Regions from separate parts of the Mus musculus genome. Here region 2 is linked to region 1. Evidence: chromatin contacts called from ENCODE Hi-C data. All regions are on one chromosome and are shown on one strand. The core of a region is the stretch at or near the end of the contact, and the rest is flanking DNA. Distances in the headings are between cores, read along the strand shown. Region 1 holds the start of Trim28 (tripartite motif-containing 28). Region 2 holds the start of Kcnn4 (potassium intermediate/small conductance calcium-activated channel, subfamily N, member 4).

The links. A loop is a pair of places that touch in the nucleus more often than their neighbours do.
Region 2: a map of regulatory T cell shows a loop between it and region 1 (6-fold over the local background). The contact joins the promoter of Kcnn4 here to the promoter of Trim28 in region 1. A Hi-C loop is called at or near these places in 2 of 37 maps with a recorded cell type or tissue (T-helper 17 cell and regulatory T cell).

Annotation. Positions count from the first base shown.
Region 1 is chr7:13,022,633-13,025,758 of GRCm38, forward strand. It overlaps Trim28 (tripartite motif-containing 28), which reads left to right and starts at 1,520. Exons shown (of 17, transcript NM_011588.3): 1 at 1,520-2,429; 2 at 2,672-2,784; 3 at 3,012-3,126. The coding sequence starts at 2,087. Gm31649 reads right to left here and starts at 1,957. Exons shown (of 1, transcript XM_006540453.4): 1 at 1,076-1,957. The coding sequence starts at 1,913. The coding sequence ends at 1,368.
Region 2 is chr7:24,368,639-24,371,653 of GRCm38, forward strand. Kcnn4 (potassium intermediate/small conductance calcium-activated channel, subfamily N, member 4) reads left to right here and starts at 1,625. Exons shown (of 9, transcript NM_008433.4): 1 at 1,625-1,957. The coding sequence starts at 1,799.

The sequences.
Region 1 (3,126 bases), core at 270-2,769:
GAACGCTACAGAACGAATTCCCGGACAGCCACGGATGTTACACAAAGAAACTGCCTTGAAAACAAAACAAAAACAACAAAAAATTAAATCGCATGTGTAGTGAATGCGCACACGTGCCTCAGACTGAGCATGAAGTCAGGACAATCTGAGGGAGTTGGTTCTTTCCTTGTACTTTGGGGTCTTGGTGATTAAACTCATGTGGTCAGGCTTGGTGGCAAGTGTTCCTGAGCCGTCTCACAGGCCTCCATCACCGCTCTTTCCCACCCCTTGCCGTGGTTCTGGTGTGGTGGGGATACAGCTTCGTACAGCCTAGGCAAGCAAGCGGTCTGCCACCCATTCAAATTCCCAGGCCCCATCACTTATTTACTTTGCCCTTGTGTCTCTGGTACCCTAAAGTCTGCTCCCGGGGTTGAGGTAGGCGTGGTTCACAGGCACCCTATCCTGGTGAGTCCAGTCCCAGCAGTCCGTGAAAATACTCCGCAAATATTTCTACGGGGAGCCCGCACTCCCCCCGCCCCCCAACCCCGTGCTTGCTTTGCCAGCTTCCAGATCATACCCTCCTTTCTTGAGGTAGGAAGTGAGAGTCCAGAGGCTGGGTCTGGTGGGGGCGTGGCCCGCCGAAGGGTGAGCGCTGAACTGCCGAGGAAGGAACAAAGGCTGGGGCGGGGCAAAGCCTTGGGCCCCCAGCCTGATTGGGAACAAAGGCCACACCCGGGACAGTGGCGGGATACTCCTCGTCTCTCCGCTGCCACGTGGGTGAACACCTGGTTCCGCGCGGAAGGGGTAGCCTCTTGCCGTTGAGAGCCTTGGAACTGCTTGCGGGCAACAACTCACTGTAGCCCAGATCCAGACTGGCGAACGGATTGCCAGTGCACTGCAAGGCTGCAGAGGCATCCACTCTCAGCACGGCAGTGTTTGGGAAGGGGGACAGGTTGCCTTTTCACATTGATCCTGCTTCTGAGATGAAACGCTTAGCCGCACTTGATCCTGCTATCCTCTACCTTAGATCAGATTCTTCAACCTAGGTCCAGCTCCTCAGTCAAGATTCCTCCCCAGGTCTTATTTCTCCCTCAGATAAGATTTATCAATCAGATCCAACTTTAATTCCTTAGCGTTAAATGTTCAGTTCTCCTAACACACACACAAAAAAAAAGAAAAAAGAAATCACACTAAAATCAGTATAGCAGAGGACTAACACAGAAGGGGCTTTCGAAGGACTGGGCAGAGTTTTACAGAATGGCTTCGCAGTATCTCTCTGTGATCTGCGGTTTGACTTGGACAACTTTCTGCTTCCCGAGTTTAACAATAAGAAAGTTTGGGTTAAGACCGCCTCCACGTTCGGCGGGAACTTCCTGGCAAAGACCCCCTCACCCCCTCCACCTGGGCTCCGGCGCTTTGCTCTGCCGTGGCCCCGCCCACCCTGTATTGTCCCGCCCCTCTTCCCCGACTATAGGCCAGGCTGCCGCTGCAGACGTCGCCACGCCTGCTGAGGAGGCGGGGCCTAAGGTTCGGCTCTGCAGGACCTGCGCGCTCAAGCACGCGGGTTGCCAGCCTGGGTGCACCGTGCGGTGGGCATGGGAGACGTCAAGCACGCACTCTGCGGGTGAATTCCTCACCAGCAGCATTGCTACTCTGGATCTAGAGGGGCGGCAGCGAGTGGAAGGGAGGGCCCTGGCGCGTGCGTAATCTGCGCCCCGCCCCCAGGCTGCGGTGCCCAACGCGCGTGCGCGGCGTCGTCGGCGCCAGATATTTCTGTCCCGCCTCCAGGCCGCGGCTCTTTCTGCGAGCGGCGCGCGGTCAGGCGGTTGTTCGCAAGTCTTGCGGCGCGAGTGTCTCAGAAGCGAGGGAGGAGGCGGCGCTGGTGGCGGCGCCGTCGTCTGTACAGAGGCCCGCAGCCAGCGGCTTGGCCGCATCTCGACAGCGCCTGGGGCGCGGCGGGCGTCGGCCCAGGAGACGCGTGGCGGCGCTCGGCCTCGCGGCATCGGCGGCTGCCTGGCCGTTGGCGGCGAGCGCACTTGCGCCTGCGCAGCGGGCTCCGTGCCCCTCCTCCCCTGGGCGGCCCCCCCACCCCCCCGGCGGCGTGTGAATGGCGGCCTCGGCGGCAGCGACTGCAGCGGCCTCGGCCGCGACGGCCGCCTCGGCGGCCTCTGGTAGCCCAGGGTCGGGCGAGGGCTCGGCGGGCGGTGAGAAGCGTCCGGCTGCTTCCTCAGCCGCGGCGGCCTCTGCAGCCGCGTCGTCCCCTGCGGGGGGCGGTGGCGAGGCGCAGGAGCTTCTGGAGCACTGCGGCGTGTGTCGCGAGCGCCTGCGGCCCGAGCGGGATCCTCGGCTGCTGCCCTGTCTACATTCGGCCTGCAGTGCCTGCCTGGGCCCCGCTACACCCGCCGCAGCGAATAATTCGGGGGATGGCGGCTCGGCGGGCGACGGCGCTAGTGAGTACTGGGTGGCCAGGTGCCCCTCCCCCTCCTCGCAGCCCGTGCTCGGGACTGCGCCTGTGCGAGAGTATGGGGGCCCGGGTAGGGTTAAGTAGGCCTGCTGGTTTAAGAGGGGGCGGGGAACGGGTCCTGGCCTCTGCCAATGCCCGTTACCAGGTCTGGACACCGAGGTGCAGAATGTGATGGGAGATGTCAAGAAATCAGAGGGTGTGCATGCATTCCCATTTTTATCTTGGCAGTGGTGGATTGTCCAGTGTGCAAACAGCAGTGCTACTCCAAAGACATCGTGGAGAATTATTTTATGCGTGATAGTGGCAGTAAGGCCTCTTCTGATTCCCAGGATGCTAACCAGGTATGTCCTGTGGGAAATCTTGGGGAAGAGGGAAGCGTGACCTTTTCCAGAGCCTCTCACCATCTTCACTAGTTTGGATTGTATCCTTATGCGGTCTCAGTGTCTGGGAGGGCGGCACAGATTTGAGTGCATTGTATGAATTTTAGCTTGTGTTTACTGGCAAGTAAATACAGGTCTGCTGGGTTAGGTCTGCCTGTTCTAACCCCCCACCTTTCTATCACTCACAGTGCTGCACTAGCTGTGAAGATAATGCCCCAGCCACTAGCTATTGTGTGGAGTGCTCTGAACCACTTTGTGAGACCTGTGTGGAGGCTCACCAGCGGGTGAAATACACCAAGGACC
Region 2 (3,015 bases), core at 375-2,874, about 11 Mb after region 1:
TGTGTGTGTGTGTGTGTGTGTGTGTGTGTGTAAATGTGCATGTAACACCCAGTCTGACTCAGTGAAATAGCTCTGTTACTTATATCAGGATATATGCCCACGCTGAGGGCCTTTCTCTTCCCTGAGTGTGGTGTTTGTGTGGCCATGCACATGGGAGTATAACGGGTATGTGTATTGTGCGTGATGTTGGATTGATGGTGTGCTAATCTGGACGTTGGTGTTCTTGTGGGTCCGAATCCAACCCCATCCCCTCCAAAGGGTTCATATCATCCTGGACTGTGTCCTGTGTGGCTAGAATGTCCTAGAATGTCCAACGCTGGGTAGGCGTTGCTTGCACACTTCCATTGACTGTTCTCTGTGCTAAGGTATGCAGAGTGTCAAGTGCACCAGTGTATGTCAGGATCAATGTCAGGTGTGTGTGTGTGTGTGTGTGTGTGTGAGTCCCACACACAATGATGTGAGCTAGTGTGCATTTCCTGTTTTCTGGGCGCTGGATGACAGTGTCTGCCACCACAGGTGTTTACACATATGGGGCATCTCTCTGTGTTTCACATTCACACCCCCTTGTGTGTCTGTTGACGCATGTGTGTTGTGCCTGGTGATTCTTACAAATTGGTGTGCTCAGACCTGCTGTGTATTTGTGTGGCTCCTGGTACATGTCCCGTGTGGTCGTTGATGCTTAGCTCTTTGTATCGTAGAATATTATAGTGTTTTACTTGGTTTTGGTTTTGGAAACAGGGTCTCATGTGGCCCAGGCAGACCTTGAACTCATAGTTGACAATGATTGAGACCTGCTGATCCTCCTGGCCCCAGTTTCCTAGTACCAAGAGTCAGGCATGCACCATTGCCCACTTTATGCCATGCTGGGATCTACCTCAGAGAGTCTGTGATTCAAAGGAGCCCACTAACAGCTGCACTCCATCCCTGGTCCCACTTAAAAATTATCATTTAAGATTTATTTTTTTTTATGCGCATGCATGTATGTGAATATCAGCCACATGTGTCAGGGGCTCCCAAAAACCAGGAAAAGGGCGTCATCTCCTGGAGTTGAAGTTACAGGTGGTTTCAAGCCACCCACCCAGCAAGTAGGTGCTAGAAACGGAAGTTATACTCCTCTGGAGAGGAGCGCTCACTTTCACTCGCTGTGCCTGACTTTCCAGCCCCTCCCCCGCCCCACTTTGAATGTGTGACTGCGTGAGCTCAACCTTTGGGTGGCCCCGTGTGCAATGGGACGCTGCTGCCCTGCTAAGTGCTGGCGTGTGTCACACCATGTGTGTGTGTGGTGTCTGGGTGTGGCTGTGGGTTTCTGAACTTTCAGGAGTGTGAGTCACTTCTGTGGAGGTTGTGTGGTGTGTGCTGGTGTGTTGGGCTCCGTCTCCGGTCTGTCATAGGGTGCTCTGTGGTGTCTGGGTGTGGTGGGGGTTTTAGGTGTGTACCACAGAGTGCAAACGGTTGGAGAGTCACAACCTATTGTGTCAGTGTGTCTTTGCCCACGTGGATGAACTCTTCTTCCTTGCCCGGGACCACAAGACACACCCCAGCCCCTCCTTAGTCTTAGAAGGGAATGGGATAGCCAGCCTCCCCCTACCCAGGGACCTCCCCGTCCCTCCCCGCCCTGCCCTGCCTGCTGCAGTTACCACTCCCCAGAGGGCACAGGGCTAGGCTGTGCCTTCCAGCAAAAGTCCCAGAGTGAGCAGAACAGGCCGCTGGCCTGGAAGCCAAGCTGGCTGCCATTTGCGTACTGAGAGGTGGGGGACCCTGGGCAGGAAGCTGGCTGAGCCCCAAGACCTCAGGGGCCATGGGCGGGGAGCTGGTGACTGGCCTGGGGGCCCTGAGACGGAGAAAGCGCCTGCTGGAGCAGGAGAAGAGGGTGGCCGGCTGGGCGTTGGTGCTGGCGGGAACTGGCATCGGACTCATGGTTCTGCACGCTGAGATGTTGTGGTTCCTGGGCTGCAAGGTGAGTGGGGCCTTCCACCGAGCAGGGAAGGGACGGGGAGCCTGGTGTGAGGGAGGAGGGCTGGGGTCTGCACCCCTGGGTCTGAGGGAGGAGGGCTGGGGTCTGCACCCCTGGGTCTGAGGGAAGAGAGCTGGGGTCTGCACCCCTGGGTGTGAGGGAGGAGGGCTGGGGTCTGCACCCCTGGGTCTGAGGGAAGAGGGCTGGGGTCTGCACCCCTGGGTCTGAGGGAAGAGAGCTGGGGTCTGCACCCCTGGGTGTGAGGGAGGAGGGCTGGGGTCTGCACCCCTGGGTGTGAGGGAGGAGGGCTGGGGTCTGGACCCCTGGGTCTGAGGGAGGAGGGCTGGGGTCTGATCCCCTGGGTCTGAGGGAGGAGGGCTAGGGTCTGGACCCCTGGGTCTGAGGGAGGAGGGCTGGGGTCTGATCCCCTGGATCTGAGGGAAGAGAGCTGGAGTCTGCACCCCTGAGTGTGAGGGAAGGGGACTGGGGTCTTACACCCCTGAGTGTTAGAGAGCAAAGCTAGGAGATCTTATACTCCTGGGCATGAGGGAGGAAGGCTGGCATCTTCCACCCCGGGGTGTGAAGAAGAGAGGAGAGCTGGGGTGTGAGGGAGAAAGGTTGGGGTCTGCACCCCTGGGTGTGGGAGAAGAGAGCTGGTCTGGACTCCTGGGTCTAAGGGAGGAGAACTGAGGTCTTACACTTCTTAAGGTCTAAGAGAAGAAGGCTGGGTCTGGACCCCTGGATGTGATGGAGGTAGATGGGGGGTCTGTACCCCTGAAACCTGAGCTAGTGTGATATCGTCCTCCCCCCAGCTCCCCCCAACCTACACACACACACACACACACACACACACACACACACACACGCACACACACGTACGCACACATGGGAGACAGTTCTCAGTGTTAGCCTTTGGGTAAGTGTTATCAGACAGACCACTGGGGGTCTGGGCCTTGTTGAGGCCCATACAAGGCTGATCCTTGATAGCCTAGCTCTGGTGAAGGGAGGGCTGGCAAGGGAGAAAGACGTTGTCATTAGGCGTCTCCTTGCTCCTTATCTAG